Linked DNA regions of Homo sapiens: regions 2 and 3 are each linked to region 1. A link is a loop called in an ENCODE intact Hi-C map of the cell type or tissue named here. Cell type or tissue: PC-9. All regions are shown on one strand.

What was found. Hi-C counts contacts between places; a loop is a spot of excess contacts. Peaks named below come from ENCODE experiments on the same cell type or tissue, not always from the same donor. Only the 100,000 strongest peaks of a DNase experiment are listed, where the experiment ranks them.
Region 2: a loop joins it to region 1, with 4 times the contacts of the local background. A loop is called at or near these places in 2 of 110 quality-filtered maps.
Region 3: a loop joins it to region 1, with 2.7 times the contacts of the local background. A loop is called at or near these places in 2 of 110 quality-filtered maps.

The regions. Positions count from the first base shown.
Region 1 is chr16:24,986,745-24,991,744 of GRCh38, reverse strand. The region is part of intron 1 of ARHGAP17 (Rho GTPase activating protein 17); the gene reads left to right. Among named protein-coding and RNA genes, the nearest start is that of ARHGAP17, 26 kb to the left of the region's middle. RefSeq lists an enhancer at 2,694-3,297. In PC-9, no CTCF peak of the experiment used is centred here; DNase peaks (open chromatin) are centred at 2,574, 3,834 and 4,644; H3K4me3 peaks cover 826 bases; H3K27ac peaks cover 1,628 bases.
Region 2 is chr16:24,632,987-24,637,986 of GRCh38, reverse strand. It overlaps a transcript of TNRC6A not described here. Among named protein-coding and RNA genes, the nearest start is that of LINC01567, 36 kb to the left of the region's middle. In PC-9, no CTCF peak of the experiment used is centred here; a DNase peak (open chromatin) is centred at 1,896; H3K27ac peaks cover 1,349 bases.
Region 3 is chr16:24,841,565-24,846,564 of GRCh38, reverse strand. It overlaps SLC5A11 (solute carrier family 5 member 11), which reads right to left and starts at 602. Exons shown (of 17, transcript NM_001352248.3): 1 at 553-602; 2 at 127-333. In PC-9, no CTCF peak of the experiment used is centred here; DNase peaks (open chromatin) are centred at 1,544 and 1,884; H3K27ac peaks cover 1,945 bases.

The DNA of each region.
Region 1 (5,000 bases):
CTCTGTGAATGCATGCTCAGCTGAGATCTGCTGGTGCAGGTGTTTCTATAGCTTCCTTAGCAGTGGTGGGAAGCCCAGCAGCTTAAGATGTTAGCTTCTGATGCAGGGTTTACTAACTCTCCACGTACTCTGTCCCTGAGTTTCTGTTTATTGTTTGCCTGTGATTCTCTTTGGTGCCATCCCACACGGTGTTGTCACAACCAACCCTTTGTTTTAATTGAACGTCCTGCGCTACTCCTGCTCTAACTCTGACTAGCTTTTTGTTTTTGTGTGGTCCAGGCTCGACTGTGACTTCTTCCAGAGAGAAGCTAGAACAGCTTGATAAATTTGGAAAGGTCATTCTTAGATAAGACTTGGGATTTATCTGAAGGTTGTTATTATTTGTTGTAATTCTCAGAACAGCTAACACTCCATGAACCCTCACTAGGTGCCACGAAACACGTTAAATGAAGTACATGAGATGGTGTTCCTAAACAACCACTATGGTGGTGGTATCATTATTATAATTTTATGGTTATAATTATTCCTATTTCACAGTGGAGGAAATGTTTCTTAGTAAGGTGCACATGTGAACGTCTAGCCTTGGGTTTCAAAGTCTGGTATGTTTGACTCCAGAGCCCTAACTCTTAGTTCTGACTGTATCCTACATTCTTATCCTTTGCTGAGAGTGAAACTTAGAATTGGGTATCACTCTGTTTTTTACAACTGAGTTTACTCTGTCTGTGAAGGCCGCAGCGTAAAGCCAGTTGTGAATCATGCACATCAGCTCCTTCTGAAATGTGTTTATGGCCTAGGACACAGGGACCCTGGAGACTATGGTGCTGCAGTGCATTATGGCTGCTACCCTTCTAGTCTGTCCTGCTGCTCGTTCTGCCACCTGCCAGCTGTTGCTACCTGAACCTTCTCCTTGCAGCAGTTCTCAGTGTTCTCTTTGCTTGGGAATTGCCTGGGGAGCTAAAAAAAAAAAAAAAAAGCCAAGCCCCACCTCCAGAGGTTCTAATTCATTTGTTTTAGGTTGGGGTCCAGGCATCAGTATTATTATTTTTGACAACCTTATGAGGGGTGTGTGTGTATTTGTGTTTTTGTGGGGGACATGGTCTCACTCTGTTGCCCAGGCTGGAGTGCAGTGGTGTGATCTTGGCTCACTGCAGTCTCCACTTCCCAGGCTCAAATGACCCTCCTACCTAAGCTTCCTAAGTAGCTGGACTACAAGTGCTCACCACCATGCCCAGCTAATTGTTTTAATTTTTTTTTTTTTTGAGACAAGATCTTGCTTTGATGCCCAGACTGGAGTGCAGTGGCACGATCGTGGCTCACTGAAGTCTTGACCTCCTGGGCTCAAACAATCCTCCCACTTCAACCTTCTGAGTAGCTGGGACTACAGGTGTGCACCACCATGCCTGGCTAAGTTTTTTATTTTTTGTATAGATGGAGGTGTCCCTGTCTTGCCCAGGCTGGTCTTGAACTCCTGGACTCAGGTGATTCTCCCACTTTGGCCTCCCAGAGTGCCGGGATTACAGGCATGAGCCACTGTGCCCAACCTATGAGATATATTTTATAGATCATAAAATTTACCCATTTTCCCCTTTTATCTTTAGTTGGCTGCAATGTTTGTACATATTTATGGGATATAGAGTGATATTCTGATATGTTTACAATGTGTAATGATCAAATCAGCATAATTATCGTATCCATCACCTTGAACGTTTGTGCCTGTATTGTGAACATTCAAAATCCTCTTCTAGATTTTTGAAAATACACACTAAGTTATTGTTAGTCATATTCACCCTACAGTGCTATAGAATACTAGAACTTATTCCTCCCATCTAGCTATAATTATTTATCCCTATCCATTAACCTCTCCCTATCTCTCCTCCACCCTATGCTTCCCAGCCTCTAATAACCACAATTCTACTCTCTACTTTTATGACGTTATTTTTTTTGGCTCCCACATATGAATGAGAACATGTGGTATATATCTTTCTGTGTCTGACATATTTCAAAAAATGTCTCATTTTAAGTGTAGAACTCAATGATTTGTAGTAAATTTACAGAGTTGTGTAACCATCACCACAACCCAATTGTAGAACATTTTTGTCACCCCAAATGAGAGCCTTCATACTTCTTTACAGTTAATCCCCATTCCCCCCACCCCCAAAGCCAACCACTCATCTACTTTCTGCCTCTATAGATTCCCGTTTTCTGGCCATTTCATATAAGTGGCATCACCTGTATTATTTTCAGAGCCTCCAGGACTGTCATGTGTAGCTCTGGTTAAGAACCACTGTTACCTCCTAGATCTTTTTCCACTAGTTTTTATTTTTACTATTTTTCTGAGTGGCTCAGAAAACTCAATAGGCCCCTGCCAGGGCTGTCTCTTAGATAATCTGTGAGCTAAATGAGTCCTTGTAAGTTGGACTGAGAACTTAACATTTACAACCTGTTTTTATGGGGATGAGCTTGTCAAAGTCCAAATGTGCTGACCTAGTTTGGAAGGGAGCCTGCACAACCTGTCTTCAGACGCTGTGCACCTCCCCAGCAGCCATCAGTCACAGCACTGAGTCAGAGCCCAGGTGTGGAGGGAGCCCCTGACATTGTGTGGCCTGGCCTTGGGCACTTTTGCTTTAGACTTTTTGTGTGGCTTTTCAGCTCCTCCTAGCCTCTGGCTGCCTCACCAGAGCAGTAAACTGGACTCCTCCTGAGCTCCTTTCCCTTAGGCAGTAGCTCTATGTGGATGTACTGTCTGCATTGCAATATTTTGCAAAATATTTCTCACATATTTTTGCCTGCTTAAATGAGTTTTAAAATCTCAAACTCAGCTGCCTCCAGGTCCAAGCAGGTACCATGAGTGACTGGAGCAGGCTGGGGAATAAGGCACTTGGAATGCCTGAGAGGCCGTTGAGGTGGTTGGTGGCAGAAGGGAGATTTCTTTCAGATTTTGCTATAAGCAAGAATCGGTGGTGGAGCTTTGAGACAGGCCACGTGGTTAGAGCAGGGATAGCAAATAGATTCCATTTCATGTGCCAGAGGGGAAAAAGCCAACTGACCGAACAAAACGCTGCGTGGGTAAGCTTACATGTGCAGGAAAACGATAAACCTCAATTCAATTTAGGGTAAAATGTAACTGTTCATCTTAGTCACTGGAATTCAAATAATATTATCAAGATTAAGTTAAGATTGAGAAGGCTTTTATTGTCATTTAAAGTAAAAATTAAATGTTATAACCCTGTCCTAGAGAAGCTGTAAATACATGGGCAAAATACCATCATTTGGGGAAATAATGCAGAGTATAGAACTATTAGATCTATTTTTCCCACGTCATTGCCAAAATATTTTCTGTTGAATCATTTCCCCCCGTTAAGTATCCTTTTTCTTTTCAGTGTTAGGCATGGGAACAATTTTTTCCCAATAACATCCCTTTAGAGTTCTGTAAACTCTCTTACGGCTTTTAAACTGCTTTGTGGCAGGTATAACAAATTGCTTCATTTTTAAAGTTTCAGAGAGTCGTTTATTTTAAAAATCCAATTAAGTAGATTTTAGATTCCTTCCCAGAAATCTAAGACGACAGCTAATCTAATGAGATAAAACAGTAAAAACTCATTCAGTAGTCCTCCAGCTCACTATGAAATCAAACTATTGCATCCAAACTGGGCTCAGAGGCTCAGGTGGATTTTGTAAACACTTGTAACGGGAGGTGACAGTGTTGCACAAAATCAGATTCCCAGCAGAATGAAATCCACTGCCTAGCCCTGGGTGGGCTCTGTAATTTCACTGTGAATACAAATCATGTTGCATGCAGTAATGTTTATGTTGTTACCCTACATACAATATTCAGATCCTTGGTAGATTAGTCACAGTCTGTCTTATTTCTCAAAAATGCGTCAGATATTTCCTGGTAACTAGCATTGAAAATGAGCTCATTAAAAATTCTCTCCATGCTTCATTTTTTCATTTTAATTGACGTATCAGTCAGTGTGCAAGTGTAAAAGCCAGCAGAACAGTGATCTCTCATGTGAAATTGTAAACCAAAAACCAACAGCCCTGTGAGCCCAGAGGCAGTGGGAGCCATTGATGTTTGATGCTAGTGTTGGCGCCTCGGCCACATATTTGCCATCCTTGGGTTGGGGGTGCTCTTGGTGGTAGAAAGATGAGCCCCTGCTCTCAAGGCCCCAGAATGGCTGAAAGGATTGAAAAGGAGCAATTTGGCAAAAGTCTTGAAAAGCCAGCGTCTCTCAACCTCTGAAATGCAAGTTGGGAAAACGTAGAAATCCCCCTTCTGAGTAAGAAGAATTTGGATTTGGGAAGTGATTAAAAAGGATTGAAGTTTCATGGGAAAATGGACTTCACTTGTACATAGATCAGGGGTCAGCAAACTCTGGTCTGTGGGCTAAATGCGGCTGCTGCAGGCTCAGAATGGTTTTGGCATTTTTAAATACTTGAAAACATTAAAAGAGGAACAGTAGTTCATGACGTACGATAATTAGGCAAAATTCACATTTCAGTGTCCATAAATAAAGGTTTATTGGGGCACAGCCAGGTCCGTTCATTTATACAATGTCTGTGGCAGCTTTTGTGCTGCAGTGGCAAGCTGAGTCATTACATAGAGACAGTATGGTCTGCAAGCCTGAAATGTTTATTGTTGCTGAACTCTTGGGTAGAGAACTGTGTTTATTTAGGTCTTGTCCCGAAATATGTTTATCAGTAGAGACCAGAAAGCAAACAGTGATTAAAATACTTCAGTGTTTTTGAGGAGGTGAGTGGATGGAGGTGCGTAGGTGCAGGAGGGACATAACTTCTGATTTCTTCCTGTCACCAGTGTCACCAGCACTGGGCTGTGCCTCCGCATTTGGACTGAATTATCAGAGGCAGCCACCCCTGTTCATTTTGGCAGCTGCTGCTTGCCTATGAGGCAGAATGTCGAGGAAGAGAAAATACACCTCCAGCCCAGCCTCACCCATCCTCAAAGTGATTCTAAAAAGTTAGCTATCAAGGTTTGCACC
Region 2 (5,000 bases), 350 kb after region 1:
ATGGTAAAGCCCTGTCTCTACTAAAAATACAAAAGTTAGCTGGGTGTGGTGGCGCGAGCTGGTAGTCCCAGATACTTGAGAGGCTGAGACAGGAGAATCGCTTGAACCAGGAGGTGGAGGGTGCAGTGAGCCAAGATCAGGCCACTGCACTCCAGCCTGGGCAACAGAGCCAGACTCCATCTCAAAAATAAATAAATAATAAATAAATTAAAAAATGGCATCATATGGAATGTACTCTACGTGCCTTGCTTCTTTCATTGGATGTGATATTTGTGAGATTCCTTGGTATTGTGTTGTGTGGTTGTGGCGCCCTCATTCTCACTGCTGCCTGAGTCCTCTTTTAAGAAAGCTCTGCACCTCCCCACATGGGACCTTCCTTCCCACAGTAACTGTGGTTCCCTCACTTCCAATAACATTTCCCTTCCTCCTTCCTTACTTTCCCTCCATAGGTCTGATCACCATCTAATATATTGTACATTTAATCTATTTATTGTATTATTTTCCCCTTGCCTAGAACTATGGAGTCATAGTCAGATCAATGCTCGTACTCTTTGAACAAGTAAACCTCAGTGACCTCCGCATGGCATCCAGCATGCCCATGGGTGGAGGGAACGCCAGGCTGCCCAGACCACAGATGGGTCAAGAACTGCAACAGGCTGGGCACGATGGCTCACGCTTGTAATCCCAGCACTTTGGGAGACTGGGATGGGCAGATCGCTTGAGGCCAGGAGTTCGAGACCAGCCTGAGCAACATGGTGAAACCCCATCTCTACAAAAAATTTTAAAACTAGCCAGGTATGGTGGTATGCACCTGAAGTCCCAGCTACTAGGGAGGCTGAGACGGGAGGATCACCTGAGCCTGGGAGGTTGAGGTTGCAGTCAGCCATCATCCCACCACTACACTCTAGCCTGGGCCAGGGAGTGAGACCCTGTCTCAAAAACAAAAAGAAAAACAAACAAAAAAAACCCCTGCAACAAAGTGTCATTTAGCAGGAGAGGCCAATCTGATGGGGCCCCAGGTATGGCTCTCTTACTGTAATATCTATACCACAGCCATGAATATAGATGTGAAAATTCTACATAAAATGCTTACAAATAACTTTTTCAAGCTTATGACAATTAAAAGTTAAAAAGGTTCAGAAATATCTATTAATAGGGAATATCTGAACTTTCTGGATTTACATGCTTTTGCATCTTGAATTTTTAATAATAAGCATCCATTGATTTAGTAATTAAAAATTAAGGAACAAAATGCCATAACTGAGTCAAATTTATCTTACTACTGTCAAAACAGTTCAATATTTATGAATTGATATAAAAATAAAACAAAGAGCCAGGCTTAGTGGCTCTACCTGTAATCTCAGCTGAGGTGAGAAGATCACTTGAGGCCAGGAATTCAAGACCACCCTGGACAACATAGTGAGACCCTGTCAAAAAAAAGTTAAAAAATAAACCAGGCGCAGTGGCATGTGCCTGTAGTCCTAAATACTCGAGAGCATAAGATGGGAGGATCTCTTGAGCCCAGGAGTTTGAGGCTGCAGGGAGCTGTGATCATCCCACTGCAATCCAGCCTGAGTAACAGAGCAAGATCCTGTCTCAAAAAAAAAAAAAAAATCACAAAGTCCTACAATATTTTATAAAATCACAAATCTAACATTACAATAATAGAAGAGTGTCTGGCTTATCATAGGCACTTAGGTAATTCTTGAATGAATGAATGAAAATATATTAATATGTTAAATCATTCCAATAGGTCAAGTATAAAAAACAACCCACAATGTTACTAATAAATGCTGAAAAGGCATTAAGAAAGAATCCAGCACACATTCCTGATGAAAATCCTTGGCAGGCAGTAAAGAAGACGGTTTCCGTCACATGCCTCCCTGCAAACCACTGCAATCTGGCTTTTGCTGGCACCCTGCCATTGGAACTGCTTTCCCCAAGGCGATCAGTGCCCTGCATATTGCCAAATCCAATGCACTTGGATGGGTACCAATAAATATGTAATGAATTAAGGAATGGATGATAAAAGAATCTCAGATCAACGGCATCATCCTTAACAATAAAACACCAGCATTGTCTCTTTAAAGTCAGAAATAAAATGCAGGATGTGAGCTACTGCTATCATTTGATGATGTTTCTGGAAGCTCAGGCAAAAATAAAACAAAAAACCATGGAGACCAAAATATAAGGTACAGCTACTGGCAACAAGGTGACAAAATCATCTTTCTTTGTGTAAAACCTCAGAGAATTATGCAAAAACTCTCAGAAATAATAAGAGAGTTCTGGGAGTTTACAGATACACAAATGGTAATTGTTTTCCCTGAATACCAACAAATGTGATGTCTATGATGGGTGCTGAGACAATTGAGAAAGTAAAATTTTTTAAAAAGGTGCAGAATCTGGCCAGGTGTGGTGGCTCGTGCCTGCAATCCCAGCACTTTGGGAGGCCAAGGCAGGCGAATTACTTGAGGTCAGGAGTTTGAGACCAGCCTGGCCAACATGGTGAAACCCTGTCTGTACTAAAAATACAAAAATTAGCTGGGCGTGGTGGTGGGCTCCTGTAATCTCAGCTACTCAGGAGGCTGAGGCGGAAGAATGGCTTGAACCTGGGAGGCAGAGGTTGCAGTGAGCCAAGATCGAGCCACTGCACTCAAGCCTGGGTGACAGGTCTCCAAAAATAAACAAATAAATATATAAGTAAATAAATAAATAAACGTGCAGAATCTTATGAATAAGAAGTAAAACAATCCAGATGAAGGGTATAGAGTTCCAGCATTACAAAGAAAGAAAGAAGGAAGGAAGGAAAGAAGGAAGGAAGGAAGGAAGGAAAGAAGGAAAGAAAAGAAAAAGAAAGAAAAAGAAAGAAAAGAAATAAAGAAAGAAAGAAAGAAAGAAAAGAAAGAAAGAAAAAGAAAGAAAGGTGACTCACTTCTGTAATCCCAGTGCTCTGGGAGGCTGAGGCAGGAGTTCAAGACCAGCCTGGGCAACATAGCAAGACCCTGTCTCAACAACAACAAAACAAATGAAGAAAGAAAAAAGTGTATGGAGAATAAGATTTTTTTTCCAACTTGCTAAATGTGAAATGTAAATGATTCTTACATTGTGAAATTTACATTAAATTCTAGGGCAAGACACAGGCTTGATATCTTCCATGGACAGGCCAGGTGCCACTGAACCATGAGAAAGGGCTAAGATTGGTAAGGTGGGGGCTGATGCTGCCCCACCCTGGAGAGCACATTCTGGATCCCTTGTTGTAATCTGGAATCCCCGAATGAAGTTCCTGGACTTGTAACCTCAGCTGACCTGGGATAACAATTCTGTTTTCTTAGTAGGGAAGCGATGTGACAAACACAGAAAAGTGTAAAAACAAATATAGAGACGATGGCCGAATAAGTCATACCTGTGGTATATTAATACTCTTGTATTAGGTTCAGCAATTCGTTTTTATAGTCCTAGTGATAATGTGTAGATTTTGCATGTTACAATATTTAAGGTGTGTGAAACACTTAAGAGAATCTGGTATATTCAATGTGCATTTATTTATTTATTTATCTGAGACAGGGTCTCTCTCTGTCGCCCAGGCTGGAGTGTAGTGGCATGATCTCGGCTCACTGCAACCTCTGCCTCCTGGGCTTAAAGGATCCACCTGCCTCAGCCTCCCAAGTAGCTGGGACTACGGGCATGCACCACCATGCCTGGCTATCTGTTTTGTATTTTTTTGTAGAGATGGGGTTTTGCCATGTAGTTTAGGCTGGCCTTCAACTCCTGAGCTCAAGCAAACCTCCCAAAGTGCTGGGATTACAGGCCTGAACCACTGCGCCCAGCCCAATTTTGAAATTTATTGATCAAATGATCACACTATTTAGGCACTGGGCATATACAGTGATAAAAAAGATAAATTTGGTCTGGCCCAGTGGCTCACGCCTGTCATGCTAGCACTTTGGGGGGCTGAAGCGGGAGGATCACTTGAGGCCAGGAGTTCAAGAGACCAGCCTGGTCAACATGGCAAAACCATGTCTCTAATAAAGATACAAAAATTAGCCAGGTGTGGTGGTGCATGACTGTAATCCCAGCTACTCAGGAGGCTGACATGAGAATCCCTGGAACCGGGAGGCAGAGGTTGCAGGGAGCTGAGACCATGCCACTGCACTCCAGGCTGGGCATCAAAGCGAGACTTCGTCTCGAAAAAAAAAAAAAGAGAGATAAATTCTATACCTTAATGGAGCTTAAATTCTATTGGGAGGAATGTGTGTGTGTGGAGGCACAGAAAACAAACAAGGAAAGAAATAAAAGCCGGGCACAGTGGCTCACGCCTGTAATCCCAGCACTTTGGGAAGCCGAGGTGGGTGGGTCACGAGGTCAGGAGTTCGAGGTCTGCCTGGCCAATATGGTGAAACCCCAACTCTACTAACAATACAAAAATTAGCTGGGTGTGGTGGCACACGCCTGTAATCCCAGCTACTTGGGAGGCAGAGGCAGGAGCATCGCTTGAACCCGGGAGGTGGAGATTGCAGTGAGCCGAGATTGCACCACTGCACTCCAGCCTGGGCAACAGAGTGAGACTCTGTCTCAAGAAAAAAAGAAAAAGAAAAAAAAATAAATACACCATGAGTATAATTTTTGAAAGTAAGTGATGCTGTAAGGAAATAAGCCTGGTTAAGGTGATAGATTGCACTTTAGATCAAAGCACTGTACTTTAAATTGAAGGCCTCTCTGAAGAGATAATACTCTGAGCTGAGATCTTAAACCTACAAAGGAGTAAACCATGAATAAGTCAAGCAGCTGCATATATGGTAAATAGAGCATATAAAGGCTCTGAGGCCAGAGCAAGCTTGGTAGGTTCAAGTACCTGCAAAGCAGCCACTGTGGCTGCAACAGAGCAAGTGAGAGGAAGTTCTAGAATAAAGCAAGTGCCTGGTGATGTAGGGCCTTGCAGACTATGTTGAGAAGTCTGGATTTTTTTTTTTTTTTTTCGAGACTGAGTTTTGCTCTTGTCA
Region 3 (5,000 bases), 150 kb after region 1:
TGCAGAGAGGGCTGAGCTTCCCCTGCCCCACAGGTGACAGCTGGAGTCCTTCTGCCAGCACCTGTCCCCAGACCAACTTCCCAGTTTGGAGAGTGGCTACCTGTTTGGGGGCAGGGGGTGTCTTACCTTATTCCAGATGCAGGGCTCACCTGCCCTGGGGGCTGTCAGTGGCTTCTAAGGCACTAGGAGGTGGCGGTGGTTGTAAGGAGGGAGATACCCGGGATCCTCTCTCTTTGCAGCCAAGAGCTTCCGGAGACAGCAGTGACCCTTCCTCCTATATGCCCGCTGCTGAGAGAGCCTCCAAGCGGGTCAAACTCCAAACTCCAGCCTCAGCTGCAGCGGGGATTAAAGGAAGCGTGAATGATCTCCCCAGGGCAGAAGAGAGAACGGGGCCCAGCCCAGGACCCTTGAACTCTGAGCAGGTGGGGAAGGTGACATGTCCCACGCTCTGCCCACACCGTCCTCCACCAGGGTCCTCACCTGCGTGGGGACCCATGGCATGGAGGGGTTGGGGAGACGCTGGAGCCCAAGGCACCATCCTGCTTCACTCACCCAGTCTTCCACTGTCCCGCCTCCACGCTGGGGACAGGCAGGCTTGGGACGAGCTGGAGGAAGGGGAGGGGAGGAAAAATGCTGGCGGCGGATGGAGGGGACAGAGGCAAAGTGCCAGGAGGGACGTCCAGCCACAGCCCTCACCGCAGTGGCAGCAACAGGAACAGCAACCATTGCTTGTGCAACCCCTTTCCATATACTCTTCAGACAGAGGCATGGCAAAGAACAGGTGTCTGCCTGAAGTCGAGAGTTCGAGACCAGCCTGACCAACATGGAGAAACCCCATCTCTACTAAAAATACAAAGTTAGCCGGGTATGGTGGTGCATGCCTGTGGTCCCAGCTACTCGGGAGGCTGAGGCAGGAGAATCACTTGAATCCGGGAGGCGGAGGTTGTGGTGAGCCGAGATTACACCATTGCACTCCAGCCTGGGCAACAAGAGCGAAAATCAGTCTCAAAAAAAGAAGAAGAAGAAGAAGAAGAGGTGTCTGAGGCCCTGAAAAACCGTCAGGAGTGACCGAGCCATGGCCAGGCGCCCACATCGGGCCCAGGACATCAGCGGGGCATAGCGAAGATTTCTGCCAGATGCTCAAAGCATCCAAAACTTTATTTACTTTTTATTTCTGAGACAGGATCTCACTCTGTCACCCAGGCTGGAGTGCAGTGGTGGCATCACAGCTTGCTGCAGGCTCATCCTCCTGGGCTCAAGTGATCCTCCCACCACAGCCTCCCGAGTAGCTGGGACTACAGGCGTGCACCACCACACCCAGCTAATTTTTTCATTTTTTTGGTAGAGAGAGAATCTTGCTATGTTGCCCAGGCTGGTCTCCAACTCCTGGGTTTAAGTGATCCTCCCACCTTGGCCTCCCAAAGTGCTGGGATTACAGGGGTCAAACACTGTGCCAGGCCAAATACCAAAACATTTTAAAAATAGTTACTAGTATTTGCAAACCAAGAGGCTTGAAACATAATTCTAGAATACTCACTTTTCTAGAACAACCTGAAGATCTGGCCTCACCAGGCCCCCATGGCCACAGGACAGCTGCTGACTGGGGAGGAGTCGTGGCCTCCCCATCTCACTCCTTCACTGGGCCTGCCAGGCTCTGGGGGGCCCTCAGCTGAGGCCCCTGTCCTGGCACCGAGTAGCCAGAAATAATAGCAGTGATGAACACGTGCCAGGCTCTAAGGGCACAACATGCCTTTACTCACTTGGTCTTTCCAACAACCCTCGAAGTTAGGTCCTGTTATCTCTATCTTACTGACGAGGTAACAGAGGTAGAGGAGATGAGTCATCGGCCCAGGATCACCCGGGTTGTAAGTGACACAGCAAGATTTCAGCCCAGGCCACCTGGCTCTAGAGTCCTGCAGGAGCAGTGGAGGGTGGCTTGACTGGATAAAGGGTGGCCTGGGTGAGCAAACACTGGGTGACTGACCAACACCAGTATGAATGGGGCCTTTGGGGGAGGGACCTGCCCTGGGGGACAGATTTACAGAAGGAACAGCTGGGATTGGAGAAGAGGGACAGACAGAAGGCCATGAATCTGTGATCTGCAGCAGAGGCCACAGCACCAGGAAAGGCAGTGGGGTGCCACCGAGGGTGCACTGCTTCGCCAACCTGGGGTCCAGTCCTGACTTCTTGGGAATGTCTGGGGAGCCTTAGCCATGTGCAGGGTGTCTACAGAAGAGGCGTGGTAGTGAGTGAAGCCGGGCAGGTGGAGCTGAGGCTGACCCGAGAGCATGTGTCCCAGCTGAAGAGGACAGCCACGACCCAGCTCCACGTGGGGGAAGACAGGCCCAATGGGGTCAGAACTTCTGATTGTTCTAGAGAAGTTCTGCAAAGTTTCATGATTACGCATCCTTGAGGGCCAGATGTGGCCTGCTCGACCCTTGGCTTGTCACCTCCGATTGTTTCTCTGTCAGGTTTTTCATTTTTACCCTCAGTGCTATAAAGAATAGGAGAGGTGGAGTGCAGGGGCTCATGCTATCATCTCAGAGCTTTGGGAAGCTGAGGCAGGAGGATCTCTTGAGGCCAGGAGTTAGAGGCCAGTCTGGGTAACTCAGTGAGACCCTCATCTCTACACAAAATAGGAAGAATTAGATGGACATAGCAGTGTGCACCTGTAGTCCCAGCTACTCAGGAGACTGAGGTGGGAGAATCGTTTGAGCCCAGGAGTTCAAGGCTGCAGTGAGCCATGATAGTGCCACTACACTCGAGGCAACAGAATGAGATCTCAATTCAAAAAAAAAAAAAAAAAAAAAAAGAACTGTATAACCACTTTAGAGAACTATTTGGACATTTCTTATAAAGTTACCATACACTTTGCCGAGCGCGGTGGCTCATGCCTGTAATCGCAGCACTTTGGGAGGCCAAGGTGGGTGGATCACAAGGTCAGGAGTTCAAGACCAGCCTGCACTCGTCTCTACTAAAAATACAAAAATTAGCTGGGTGTTGTGGTGGGCCCCTGTAATCCCAGCTACTCAGGAGGCTGAGGCAGGAGAATCATTTGAACCTGGGAGGCAGATGGAGGTTGCAGTGAGCCAAGACCGTGCCATTGCACTCCAGCCTGGGTGACAAGGCGAAACTCCATCTAAAAAATAAAATTAAATAAATAAATAAATAAAGTTACCATACACCTCCCCCATGACCCAGCAATTTCACTCTTAGGTATTTATCAAGAGAAATGGAGACATATGTTCCCAAAAAGTTGTGCACACAAGTGTTCATGGTGGCCTTATTCAAAACTGTTTCTAAGTGGAAACAACACCAGTTCCATCGACAGGTGAGTGAAGAAACAAACTGCGGTGCATCCAACACCGTGAAAAACTTTCATCGAAAGGAATGAACTACCCAACCCACGCAACACCACGGATGAATCGAAGACTCTACGAAACATTATGCTGAGCAAAAGGAGCTGACCTGGGCTGGGTGCGGTGGTCACACCTGTGATCCCAGCACTTTGGGAGGCCGAGGTGGGTGGATCGCCTGAGGTCAGGAGTTCGAGACCAGCCTGGCCTATGTTGTAAAACGCTGTCTCTTCCAAAAATATAAAATTAAATTATCCTGCTGTGGTGGTGTGCGCCTGTGGTCCCAGTTACTCGTGAGGCTGAGACAGGAGAATTGCTTGAACCCAGGAGGTGGAGGCTGCAGTAAGCCAGGATCACGCCACTGGACTCCAGCCTGGGTGAGACAGAGCAAGACTCCATCTCAAAAAAAAAAAAAAAAAAAAAAAAAAAAAGCTGACATGAAAAGAGTACAGACCTTATGATTCAATTTATGTGAGGCTCAAGAACAGGAAAGATGGATTTGTGGTGACAGAAGTCAAAGAACAGGACCCAGTGAACAACTGGAAGAGGGTGGGAGTGTGCTCTCAGAGGTGATGGAAATTTCTATTATCTTGAATTGGGTGGTAATTATACGGTATATACAATTGGTAAAACCCCGTGAATTGAAGGATGAACACTTATGCTTTTTTTTTTTTTTTTGACCAAGTCTCACTCTATCACCCAGGATGGAGTGCAATGGCGCCATCTCAGCTCACTTAAACTTCTGTCTCCTGGGTTCAAGTGATTCTCCTGCCTCACCCTCCCAAAGTGCTGGGATTACAGGCATGAGCCACCGCGCCTGGCTGACTCATGCATTTTATTGTATGTAAATTATATCTTTAAAAATGAGAGCAGATGGCCGGGCACAGTGGCTTACCCCTGTAATCCTAGCACTTTGGGAGGCCGAGGTGGGCGGATCATGAGGTCAAGAGATCGAGACAATCCTGGCCAACATGGTGAAACCCTGTCTCTACTAAAAATACAAAAATTAGCCAGGCGTGGTGGGGTGCACCTGTAGTCCCAGCTACTCGGGAGGCTGAGGCAGGAGAATCGCTTGAACACAGGAGATGGAGGTTGCAGTGAGCCGAGATCATGCCATTGCACTGTAGCCTGGGTGACAGAGTGAGACTCCATCTCAAAAAAAAGAGCAAATATACAAACAGTGAATTCATACAGAGCAAATACACTGAGCAAATACAGTTATTGCGAGTCTGTCTCCCAGATTTTAGTTCCAGCCCATTGTCACCACGTAAGAACGTGGGTCTTATGTTGCCAGCATTCCTTTTGCAAGAGAAATCTAAGTCTGGGTTTTTTTTGTTTTTGTTTTTGTTTTTAATAGAAACTCTGATGACTTGTAAGGTTTGGTAAATTCAAAAGCAACAAAATAGCTAAAATGCGGGGTGTGTCAAATGATGCACGGGGCTCTGTTTGGAATCTGTATTCCTGGGTCGCATGTTCTCCTAGAGGGCTCAAGATGTGATTTCTTCCTAGATTTTCTGCAGACTTTTAATAACACACCTTTGCCTACCCACATCCCTAACAACTCAAATGTTGCTATTTGTTGCAAGAATTGAAAAGAGCAAATCCTCAAAACTGAAATAAGCTTTTCTAGGCAACATGCAAGCC